Linked DNA regions of Homo sapiens: region 2 is linked to region 1. A link is a contact called in ENCODE Hi-C or POLR2A ChIA-PET data. All regions are on one chromosome and are shown on one strand. Each heading gives the region's core, a stretch centred on a gene start or an enhancer-like site at or near the end of the contact. The rest is flanking DNA. Distances are from core to core; before and after follow the strand shown. Region 1 overlaps TRPM1 (transient receptor potential cation channel subfamily M member 1). Region 2 overlaps TRPM1 (transient receptor potential cation channel subfamily M member 1).

Region 1 (5,532 bases), core at 1-2,500:
TGTGGAAGGTCACAGAGATCACGAGCTTGGCATCACCCTTCCCCAGGGGAAGGGATGGTTCTTGTCCTTGCTTCAGTCCCACCCAGGGCCCTGATCCCAGGAGGGACGGGTAAAGGCTTGACTGGGTAGTGTCAGCATTTCAAACTACAACAGCACATTCGCTGCAATGAGCCTGTCGGTTGTCCAAAACACCAAACGTTCCTGCTTTGGGGGGAATGATGCCACCCACAGAGGGGCCCTGAGTCATCCTGTTCAGCAATGGTTCTGTACCTGGCAGACATGCCAATGCTTGATGCATGAATATACAGCAGACAAATCAGTTGTCACCAAATAAATGCAATTCATGAAAAAGCCCTTTTTTGACAGACAGAGCCCATGATTGGGTGTGTGGGGTAACAGCAGTTTAGGTGGGGAGGCTGGAGCCACACATCGCATGGCAGTTCTTGGTCTTGCTGCCACCAGGACACAGGCAAGACAGGGGACCAGGCCTCTGTGGTGACGTGTGCCTGCCCTTATCACAGTCACTCACCCACACGGCACCCTGGTCATGCTGCCTGCCCATGCAGCTCCTCCTGGCACAACTTCTCAGTCAAGGAAACAAATGGTGGAGACTGGGCAGGCCAATGCCAGGAGGGCTGAGATTTTGAATCCTCTTCAATCTATTTTTAAAAGGAAACAATAATTTACAGACATGGATGGAACATGTAGAGGCCAAACTGAGAAGAAAGGAGAGGGGAGATGGGGAGTGTTTACCCAAGATAAAGAGCAAAGAGTACCATGCTGGAGTGCTCTGGAATCTGGCGTTCGGAATACCCTTTCCTCTGTGTTTCCAGTCGCCCCCCTCCCCTGTGTCTCTGAGAGGCCACTCACAGGCTCCCGGCCCTTGGTCCCTGCAGGTGAATGCTTTGGAGCAAGCGATGCTAGATGCTTTAGTCTTAGATCGTGTCGACTTTGTGAAGCTCCTGATTGAAAACGGAGTGAACATGCAACACTTTCTGACCATTCCGAGGCTGGAGGAGCTTTATAACACAGTGAGTGCTCTAGAAAAAGGGAAGGAAGCGGGAGGCAGCCACCTAAATGTGTTTGTCACTGGTGCATATTGTGCATAAATGTGCTCATCTGACCTCCTTCAGCTGGGAGGTCCGTACTTAATGGCAGGCGGCTACTTCTCACCTGCTGCTGGCCACAGCCTGTGTTCATATTCTCACCACCTCCTGCCATGCCTCGCCAGTCACTCCTTTCTCAGGCAGTATTAACTCTTGTCCCGCATTTAAGGGTGGTGTGTGAGTACTTGTTGCTACAAAGAGGGAATCTAGCTCCCCAAGCCATTAGCAGAGTGAAATGTCACCAAGGGTGAGAAGTCAATTGTTCCTTGGGACCCTCACATTTGATGAGGCTTTGGGGTAAAACATAGAGCTAAGTTTCACACCCAGGAGCTCTGCTGGAAGGGTTTGAATGAAATTCCCTTGGCTTATATTATTACAATATAAGTTTTGAGAATTTACATTTCCTTCCCTATTGTAAGATTTTAAGTAGCAGAAATGATCCTCAGCAGCTGCTTGCTAAAACTTGGTGAATTTTTTTTTGTTTGTTCTGAGACAGAGTCTCTCTTGTTGCCCAGGCTGGGGTGCAGTGACATGATCTCAGCTCACTGCAGCCTCAACCTCCTAGGCTCAAGCCATCCTCCGATCCCAGCCTCCTGAGTATCTGGGACTACAGGTGCACACCACCACACCCAGCTAATTTTTAAAAATTTTGTAGAGACAGGGTTTCGACATGTTGCCCAGGTTGGTCTCAAACTCCTAGCCTCAAGTGATCCACCTCCCTTGGCCTCCCAAAGTGCTGGGATAATAGGCTCAAATATACTAATTTGAGCCACTGATTCTGGCCAACTTGATGAATTATTAACACTATATTGTGCACCTTAAGATACTCTTTTAAAAAAATGCAACAGAAAGTATTTCACAACTTTTGAAATGTGTTGGATACTTTCTAACCATGACCAGCTCTGTTTTGTAAAAGAAAAAGGCTGGTGTGGGTTACACTCCAGCTCTCACAATTCATTAATTATATAGAGTAGGGCAGGATTTTGCTCGAAGAGTTCAAGAAAAAAACTTATTTATTTATTTATTTATTTATTCATTCTTAGACGAGGTCTCACTTTATCACCTAGGCTGGAGTATAGTGGTGCAATCTTAGCTCACTGCAGCTGCCTCCCCGGTTCAAGTGATCCTCCAACCTCAGCCTCCCTAGTAGCTAGGATTACAGGTGCCCACCACCACGCCCAGCTAATTTTTGTATTTTTAGTAGAGATGGGGTTTCACCATGTTGGCCAGGCTGGCCTCAAACTACTGACCTCAAGTGATCTGCCTGCCTTGGCCTCCCAAAGTGCTGGGACTACAGGCGTGAGCCACCGCGCCTGGCCAAGAAAAACATATTTAACACACATGAATGCTTCTCTTTCAGAGACTGGGTCCACCAAACACACTTCATCTGCTGGTGAGGGATGTGAAAAAGGTCAGTCTACTGTTTTACAATTCTTACCTGTTGGCATCTTTCACAAAATCATTTCTTAAGAGCAAGTTTTAAATTTTCAAAATGTATTATTATTCCAGGCACAGGAGATAATGAATTCCTTCTTTCGTAAAGAGTCTATTTAAAACTAAGAAAGCAAAGGATAATCTTTTTTAAGTTGCATGTTCATCCAAATCCATGATAGGGACACTGTCAGTGACAGCCGGATTATAGGTTGACGCCAGCGCCAGGCCAGGGCGGCCACTGGGTGGGGTTGGGGAAGGGGGTGGCCTGGCTGCTGACCTGAGCCCCGCTGTCTGTCCATGCAGCCTCTCGTTCTGTCCCTCCTTTGAGATCTCTCACCCACTGCCTGTGGCTCTTTCCAGAAGCACCGGCAGGAGGTTCCTCAAGTCATTCTGTGTCCTGTTGATTGCAGCTGCTGTTCTTGGCCCTTTCTGCCACCTTGTTATCAAGGGATAGATGCTTTCCCCAGCCTGAATATTGTTTAATCCCCCACCCACCCACCTGTTACATGAACTCCCAAGTGGGGGCCAGGACAGCCACTTACCCCCTAGACGTGTGATGAAGTCCACACTGCGAACGCATTCTCACAGGGCCTGAGACCAGACTTCTTTTACAGAGCAACCTTCCGCCTGATTACCACATCAGCCTCATAGACATCGGGCTCGTGCTGGAGTACCTCATGGGAGGAGCCTACCGCTGCAACTACACTCGGAAAAACTTTCGGACCCTTTACAACAACTTGTTTGGACCAAAGAGGGTAGAACTCAGTGCCTGTGTAGTGTTCTGTGGTTCGCGAGTACCATGTGGTTCCTCGCTTGCTTTTCAACAACTTGGCCGGTTCAGAGCCAAGCCCTTCGCCCTGTCCCCAGCACAGCTGTCCTGCCTCCTACAGTGCTCTCAGGCCAGAGCCACGGCATTCTCCAGCTCCCCTGAGCACGGGCCGCCCCGCCCATCCATTGCATTTGCCCTCCTTTTCTATCCACAGCAGACTTCCTCCTGGGCTCCGGGGCTACTGTCTGCCTGCTCCAGCCTATTCTACTATCCCACCACTGTACCTGCCATAATCTTCCAAAGCAAGGGACATGCCTGCATTCCCTGCTTCAAGCCTCCCAGAGCTCCTCACTGCCTGGAGAATCGTATCCAAACTCATTATCACAGCAGCCAAGGCCCTCCACCAGCTGGCCCTCACCCACATGGGAGACCACATACCTGCACCAAAATCAAATCCTGTGATCAAATCAAAGACGTGTACCTGCCACGTCTTTCCCCACTATCAGTGCCTTTCCCACCCTTATCAAAAGTCCAACTCAAATGTCTGATCTTTCATGATGCCCTCCTCTCACACCCACCTTACAGCCCCACAGCTCTCTACATGTCTATTAGGGAACTTCTCGGTTTCTACCTGGAATAAGGGCCACGCGTCTGCTGAGCTTTCTTCTCAATTAACTTCTGCTGACAGAAGAAGAGTTTCTATATTAAAGCACTTCTTTTCCTTGGATATTATCATTAATTGTTAATGATACAAAGTGCTTTTTAATCCATTCGTATGTCCACTATCAACAATACTGCTAATGTACTACTAACATTAGTTATCTAAGTAAATTGATTTTTTTTCTTCCTCTTTCACCATGCAGCCTAAAGCTCTTAAACTTCTGGGAATGGAAGTAAGTAGAACTTGTTTTCAACAGTTTTATAATATCCTGGTCAAATATACATAGCCCTTTTAAGTTCTGTATTTGCGAATATACGATACTACTCACCAAAATTTACCTAGATGTCTTAGTCAAATTATATAAAAGGACCATATATACATTTTCTTTAATGGGGATAAAAGCTGCACAATCCATTTCTAGAACTAACAAAACCACAGTTTCAAAAGCAAAGATTAAGCAAACAAAAAAACTAGAGAGGAACACCACTTACGTATGCAAAAACCATAAGTAAAAAACCAAAAATAACACCAAAAAGAATTCAATAGACTATTTTCATAGTCCTAAATCAAAGTAGAGTCCTCCAAGAATGCAAATACAATGCAGTGTTAGTCTTTAATATATTGCATCATATCTATGACCATCTCTCAGCAGGTGCTAATGAAGAATTTGAAACACATGTAAAACATATGCCTTACTTTGTTAAAAAATATATAGTTTTCTCAAAATAGAATGATAAAATACTTTCTTGGAATGATTAAAATACACGTATATCTTAGAGCAAGGGAAACGTATGATGAGCAGTGCATCCCTGAAGTCATGTCCATGAGAATCAAGAACAAGACAAGCATGCCCAATATCATTGGCGTCATCTACTGTTTTATAATTCTTACCTATTGGCATCTTTCACTAGTCCCCAAAAGTGTTCTGGAAATTGAACCACAAGGAAAAATAAATGCTAAAAAAAGAATACCCAAGAAAGGGAGAAATTATTATCAGCAAAAAAATTTGGGGGGAGTTAGAAAATCCAGGAAAATCAACTAAAGTTCCCTCACAATAGGACAAAAGTACCAGAAATTACCTTTACTAGCAACCGTAAGAACAATGTCCCAGACCTAAAAATATTTAAATGAATGGAAGAAATGCCATATTGTGGAATATTAGGATTGACTCTTGGAAACATTCTTTTTAAATAAATTTATGAGCTAAACAGCATCCCGATTCTTCATGGATTCAGTGTAGACGGCTTTCATTCTGTGTTGACAATTAAGACTGTCCTTTAACACGGTGCTCCTGGAAGGGTTATGAGCTTTCTGTGATCTCCTGTTCTCTCAAACTCTCCAGGTCAGGGTTTATTTATTCCATGAAGGTTTGGTGGACTCACCTGTAAAATTTCCGGGTCCAGTCCTATTTCTTAGAAGTGTGCATTTCATAATACTACTTCATAATAGCCATTATAAATATAAGTACATTTCAGGCTTTTTATTTTCTAGAGTCAACTTTGGTCATTTATAGTTTCCTAAAATGACTTATTTCATCTAGACTTTCAAGTTCCCTGGAATAA
Region 2 (5,532 bases), core at 2,106-4,605, 35 kb after region 1:
TGACATGTAATATCAGTTGTTAATCTGGTACAATCTTTTACTCTATTTTATTTATGTATTTTGAGACAGAGTCTTGCTCTGTCGCTCAGGCTGGAGTGCAGTGGCGTGATCTCGGCTCACTGCAACCTCCGCCTCCCGGGTTCAAGCAACCTTTGTCCTGCCTCAGCCTCCCGAGTAGCTGGGACTACAGACGCACGCCACCATGTCCGGCTAATTTTTGTAGTTTTAGTAGAGACGGGGGTTTCACCATGTTGGTCAGGCTGGTCTCGAACTCCTGACCTCAGGTGATCTGCCCACCTTGGCCTCCCAAAGTGCTAGGATTACAGGCGTGAACCACCACAACCGGCCGACTTTCTTAATTTAAAAAACAAGTTTTTTTTTTGTGTGTGTGTGTGTGTGTGTGTGTGTACGCCAGGTTTTGAGACTGATTAGGGCATTCAGGTGTATCCTTTTAACAGAAAAGCCCAAAGATTTAATCTGTGAGTCAAAAGATGAATATGGGCGTGGAGGATCACAGCTATTATTAATCATGACTGATTAAGCACATGCGGTTCTGGGCTCCTCGTGACTTTAGTAGCAGTACACATGATGCAGTTAAGGACAGAGCAAATATTGTAATAAATCAAGTGCAGCTTAAATTTCTATTCAAAGTCAGGAGAATGATTAATTGGGGCCCAGACAGTTTATAGATTTCATTTGTTTATAGTTTCCTTTGATACAAAAGGATGGAGAGTGGCCCTCAGGAATTGCTCTTAGGCCTGCCAGTTAAGAAATCATGTATTTGGTGGTTAGAAAAATGGCCTCATTAATGACCTTTTCAAAAGTATTCATAAGTGGAATTTTTTTCTGTGAAGTCAGTGCTACCATAATGTGAAAAATAAAAACCTAGTGGAGCTATTTATAGCATCTACAAGTAAATCCAAACCCAGAAATAGTTACAGAAGCCACAAACTTCAATTAGAGGGAAAGGAAGATAATCAACCTGATCAGAAATCAGTGTCACCATGTGTAAGAAAGCACACTTTGCATCACAAAAGTACCACTATTCAAAGAAATCATTTATTAGTGCTGAATACTTGTTATACTAAAAACATAGTTATAAGTTATTTCACTATGTGATTTGAAATATTTGAGGGTATTGGCATATTTTGTAAAGTGAATATTATTTTGAAAAATTTCGCAAACCCTATAATAAATAACACAGCCATGATAATCTAATTAAATCATGCCTAAAGCCAGGATAGTAACGTACGTTTACATGCAATGGCTGAGGTCCCTGACATCACCAAGACAGCTTTCATTTATCTAGTTCTTCCACAAACATCAGAGGTAGCTGAAAGCTCTAGGACAGGTTTTCTCACAGCTGGGGTCATCAAATGCCTTGGCATTTGGGGTTCTCAAGTTCTAAGATTATTTTATTTTTTAATTTTGATGATGACGGCATGTTTGCAAAGGGTCCTTGAGGAAATGTGGGGATGAAGAACAAGATGAGACAGGATGGGAAGATGAGGGCAGATTCTCAAGAGCTTTGAATGTATATGAGTAACAGAAATCTCTATAGGGTGTTAAGATTAAGGGCTGCCATGGATGGAAGGAAAGAGTTAAAGCTACATTTTCATAGCACTTTACATAGTATGAGGAAGTGTCAATGTCCAAATTGTAGAATAGGGTTGCCAATGGAGATTATAAGGTTTTCCTTTAATACACTCTTTGGTTTGTTCATTGCATTCAACACTGCAATGAAATTGTGTTTTTATCTTAAGTGTGATGGGAAGCTGCTATTGTTTTAAAGCAAAGATTGACGTGCTTGTGTTTCTGTGCTATCTTTTTGGAGTGAGAAGACATTGGAGGCAAAGAGGCTGTTCCTTATAACTAACATTTTTTGCTTTATCAGCTTGGGGTACAACATGAGGTCATATATCTTTTTTCTTTTTCTCTTCTTTTCTTTTTTTTTTTTTTAAGACGGAGTCTCGCTCTGTCACCCAGGCTGGAGGGCAATGGCATGATCTCGGCTCACTGCAGCCTCCGCCTCCCAGGTTCAAGCAATTCTCCTGCCTCAGCCCCCAAGTGGCTGGGATTACAGGCGCATGCCACCGTGCCCAGCTAATTTATTATTTTTATTTTTTAGTAGAGATGGGGTTTTGCCACGTTGTTCAGACTGGTCTGGAACTCCTGACCTCAGGTGATCCACCTGCCTCTGCCTCCCAAATGCTGGGATTACAGGCGTGAGCCACCGTGCCCAGCCAAGGTTATATATCTTTTAATATTAAATGAAATTATTCTTTGACCTCATCTCATCTGCTTATAATCTCATCTGTTTATTCCAAGAGTACCTTTTTCCCTTTCTATTGTCCCATAGCCCCACCCCCACCCCCTGCCTCAAGTCAGGTGCAGGAAATCCAGTGGTCTGGTGAAGTCCCTACCCACTGCATCAAAATTCAAGAGGGTGAAGTCAATCGTTGCTCTTTGCTTTGATTTGAGCCCCAGCTTTCTGGTTGGAGGATAGAAAACGGAAACTCTGAGGAACTGGAGATATCAGGGAGATAGTGAGAGGGGGAACTTGGAAAAGTAATGCCATAAAGTTATGAACTCCAGAGCTCACCTGCAGACTGTGTCTGTCAGGGGTGGAGGAGTCTGCTCCTTATTCACATACCAAAGGCATTGAATGGGGTGACATGAACAAAAGCAGGTAGAGTAAGGAACTCTGGAATTCTGCCCCACCATAAAAGCAACAACAAAGTTGGCAAAAACTGTCAGAGTCTATATCTTGTGGCACTCTGGAAATTAAGCAATGGCTTATTAAGCAACCTAGGGCATTCTTATTTAAACAAAATGGCTGGATCTTGATAAGAAAAGTGAGCTTTGTGACATTTTAACTTAGCCCTGTCCTATCCTCTGCTCTCCAGTTGAGTAGTCACCTTGAAAACAACAACCTGCATTCCTAGTACCAGTAGGAGCAGAAAGAATCTCATATGCAAAGAATTATAATTACTTGTTTTGTAATTACAGGGCAGCTCCTTGAAAGCCTAGCTGAAAGGTTCGTCTGTATTTCACCTGAGTTGGAACAGGCCCAGTACTAAAGCTTCTAGTTAGAAGGGGTGGAGGAAGGGTTGTCAAAAACATTTACAGGCAAAGGGTTTAGTGCTTGCTCCCTGAGGTGACGGATGACAGCTGGGGCAAACAATAGACTAACCAAAAAACTAGGGAGAAAAACTGATGTCCATAAGAGCTTTGAAAAGCTCTAACACATTCCTGGGAATTTAGAAAGCTATGTGCATGCATAGGGCTGTGTGTATACTCAGGAAGACCTGAGAAGGCTATAAGCTCATTTCTGGCTGACTTGATCTTGAGGCTCTGTGCAAGCAGGAAGTGAAAGCTAAAGCAAAGATGTAAACTGCCTGAGTGTTGAAGATGTGCCCCTATATACACATACAGCTTCTCAGAAAAGACTAGAAGATTTTGTTGTTTTTGTTCCACACATTTAAGGAAATCTCTAAGTATTAACTGACCACTAAGCTAATAAAATACAAACTTCAGTGGCCACACAACATAAAGAATATAGACTTTACAATATTATTTCAGAAAAATCACTAAGCAAACAACAACTACAAAAATCACTAAACAAACAACAAACAACAACTACACTAAACAAACAACAACTACACTAAGCAATAACAACAAGCCTGAGAGGGGAGAGAATCTGATTTCTAGAATTGCCACATTATAATACTCAACATGTCCACTTTTAAATAAAAATGACAAAACATGCAAAGAAATAAGAAACTATGGTCCACACACAGGAAAAAGGACAATCTTAAAAACCATCCCTTAGGAATCCTGGATATTAGATGTTTTAGCAAAGAGTTTAACTCAACTATTTTAGCTATTTTAAATATATTTAAAGACCTAAAGGAAATCATCTCTAAAGAACTAAAGGAAAGTATGAGAAGGATTTTTCACCAAATAAGGGACTATCAATAAAGAGGTGGAAATTATATCAAGTAGTAGACGAGGTCTCAAAAAAAAAGAGGTAGAAATTATATATATTTTTAAAAAAATAGGTCAGGCACAGTGACTCATGCCTGTAATCCCAGAGCTTTGGGAGACCAAGGAGGGAGGATTGCTTGAAGCCAGGAGTTCAAGACCAGCCTGGGCAACAGAGCAAGACACCATCTACATAAAATCATTTTTAAAACTGGACAGGCATGGTGGTGCATATCATGGCAACTGGCAGAGCATGGTGGTGCCGGTAGTCCTAGCTACTTGGGAGGCTGAGGTGGGAGGATTGCTTGAGCCCAGGAATTCAAGGCTGCAGTGAGCTGTGATCTTGCCACTGCATTCCAGCCTGGACAATAGAGCAAGACAGTGTCAAAAAAAAAAAAGAAAAAAAAAAAGAAAAAGAAAGAAATGAAGGAAGGGAAGGAAATTCTGACATTGGAAAGTACAATAACTGAAATGAAAAATTCACTCTAGAGGCCCAATAGCACATTTGAGCAGGTAGATTAAAGAATCAGCAAACTGGAAGATAAATCAGTTAAAAATTACCCAGTCTAAGGAACAGGGGGAGGAAATGAAGAGAAATTGAACAGTCTGAAACCTGTAGAACACCATCCAGCAGAACAACATAGGCATCATGAGAGTTATAGAAAGAGAGAAGGGAAACTGGCAGAAACAATATTTAAAGAAATAATGGCCAAAATTTTACAAATTTAATGAAAGATACGAATCTACATATCCAAGAAGCTCAATGAACTCCAAGTAGGATAAACTCAAGGAGATCCATACCAATTAACGTTATAGTCAAACTGTTAAAAGCCAAAGGAAAAGAATCTTGAAAGCAGCAAGAGAGAAGCAACTCATCACATGGAAAGGATGCTTAATTAGATTAAAAAAGCTGACCTCTCATCAGAAGCCAGGAAGACCAGAAGACCTTGGGATGACATAGTCAATGTGCTGAAAGCAAAACAATGTCCACTAAAAATTATATATGCAGCAAAACTATCCTTTAAAAATGAAGGATAAATTAAGATATTCCCAGATAACCAAGAACTGAGAGAATTCATTACTAGCAAACCTACTATGAGGGATACTAAAGATAGTTTTTCAGGCAGAAATGAAAAGACATAAGACAATAACCTAAGATCCACATGAAGAAATAAAGAGGACCAGTAAATTTAACTACATAGGTAAATATAAAAGGCATTATAAATGTATTTTTTGTTTGTAACTACTTTTTATTTTCTACATGATTTACAAGACAACCACATAAAGCAATCATTACAAATCTATGTTGATGGGTACACAATGTACAAAGTTGTAACTTGTGATAATAACAGAATAACATGGGGGGAGGATGGAGCTTTATAAGAGTAAACTTTGTGTATATTATTGAAAATAATTGGTGTTAGGCCAGATGCAAGGGCTCACACCTCTAATCCCAGCACTTTGGGAGGCGAAGGCAGGTGGATCACCTGAGGTCGAGAGTTCAAGACCAGCCTGGCCAACATAGTGAAACCCCATCTCTATTGAAAA

What was found. Hi-C counts contacts between places; a loop is a spot of excess contacts on that map. ChIA-PET counts read pairs that join two places held with the same protein, here RNA polymerase II (POLR2A). Pooled maps may share reads with other maps.
Region 2: a loop to region 1 is called in a pooled map, with 2.0 times the contacts of the local background. The contact joins two enhancer-like sites. A Hi-C loop is called at or near these places in 5 of 168 maps with a recorded cell type or tissue (B cell, endothelial cell of umbilical vein, heart right ventricle and 2 more), 25 of 37 single-sample maps with no recorded cell type and 15 of 50 pooled maps. POLR2A ChIA-PET finds 5 or more read pairs at or near these places in 5 of 52 experiments (Caco-2, OCI-LY7, activated B cell and 2 more).

What each region holds. Positions count from the first base shown.
Region 1 is chr15:31,044,874-31,050,405 of GRCh38, reverse strand. It overlaps TRPM1 (transient receptor potential cation channel subfamily M member 1), which reads left to right. Exons shown (of 28, transcript NM_001252024.2): 13 at 897-1,031; 14 at 2,467-2,517; 15 at 3,155-3,295; 16 at 4,173-4,202. Among named protein-coding and RNA genes, the nearest start is that of MIR211, 18 kb to the left of the region's middle. Within about 2 kb of position 1,250, at least 2 of the 41 ENCODE cell types and tissues checked have a DNase peak (open chromatin) inside an H3K27ac peak, as active enhancers do; they include B cell, where a contact is called at or near this core.
Region 2 is chr15:31,011,839-31,017,370 of GRCh38, reverse strand. All of the region lies in intron 27 of TRPM1 (transient receptor potential cation channel subfamily M member 1), which reads left to right. Among named protein-coding and RNA genes, the nearest start is that of TRPM1-AS1, 12 kb to the left of the region's middle. Within about 2 kb of position 3,355, at least 6 of the 41 ENCODE cell types and tissues checked have a DNase peak (open chromatin) inside an H3K27ac peak, as active enhancers do; they include B cell, where a contact is called at or near this core.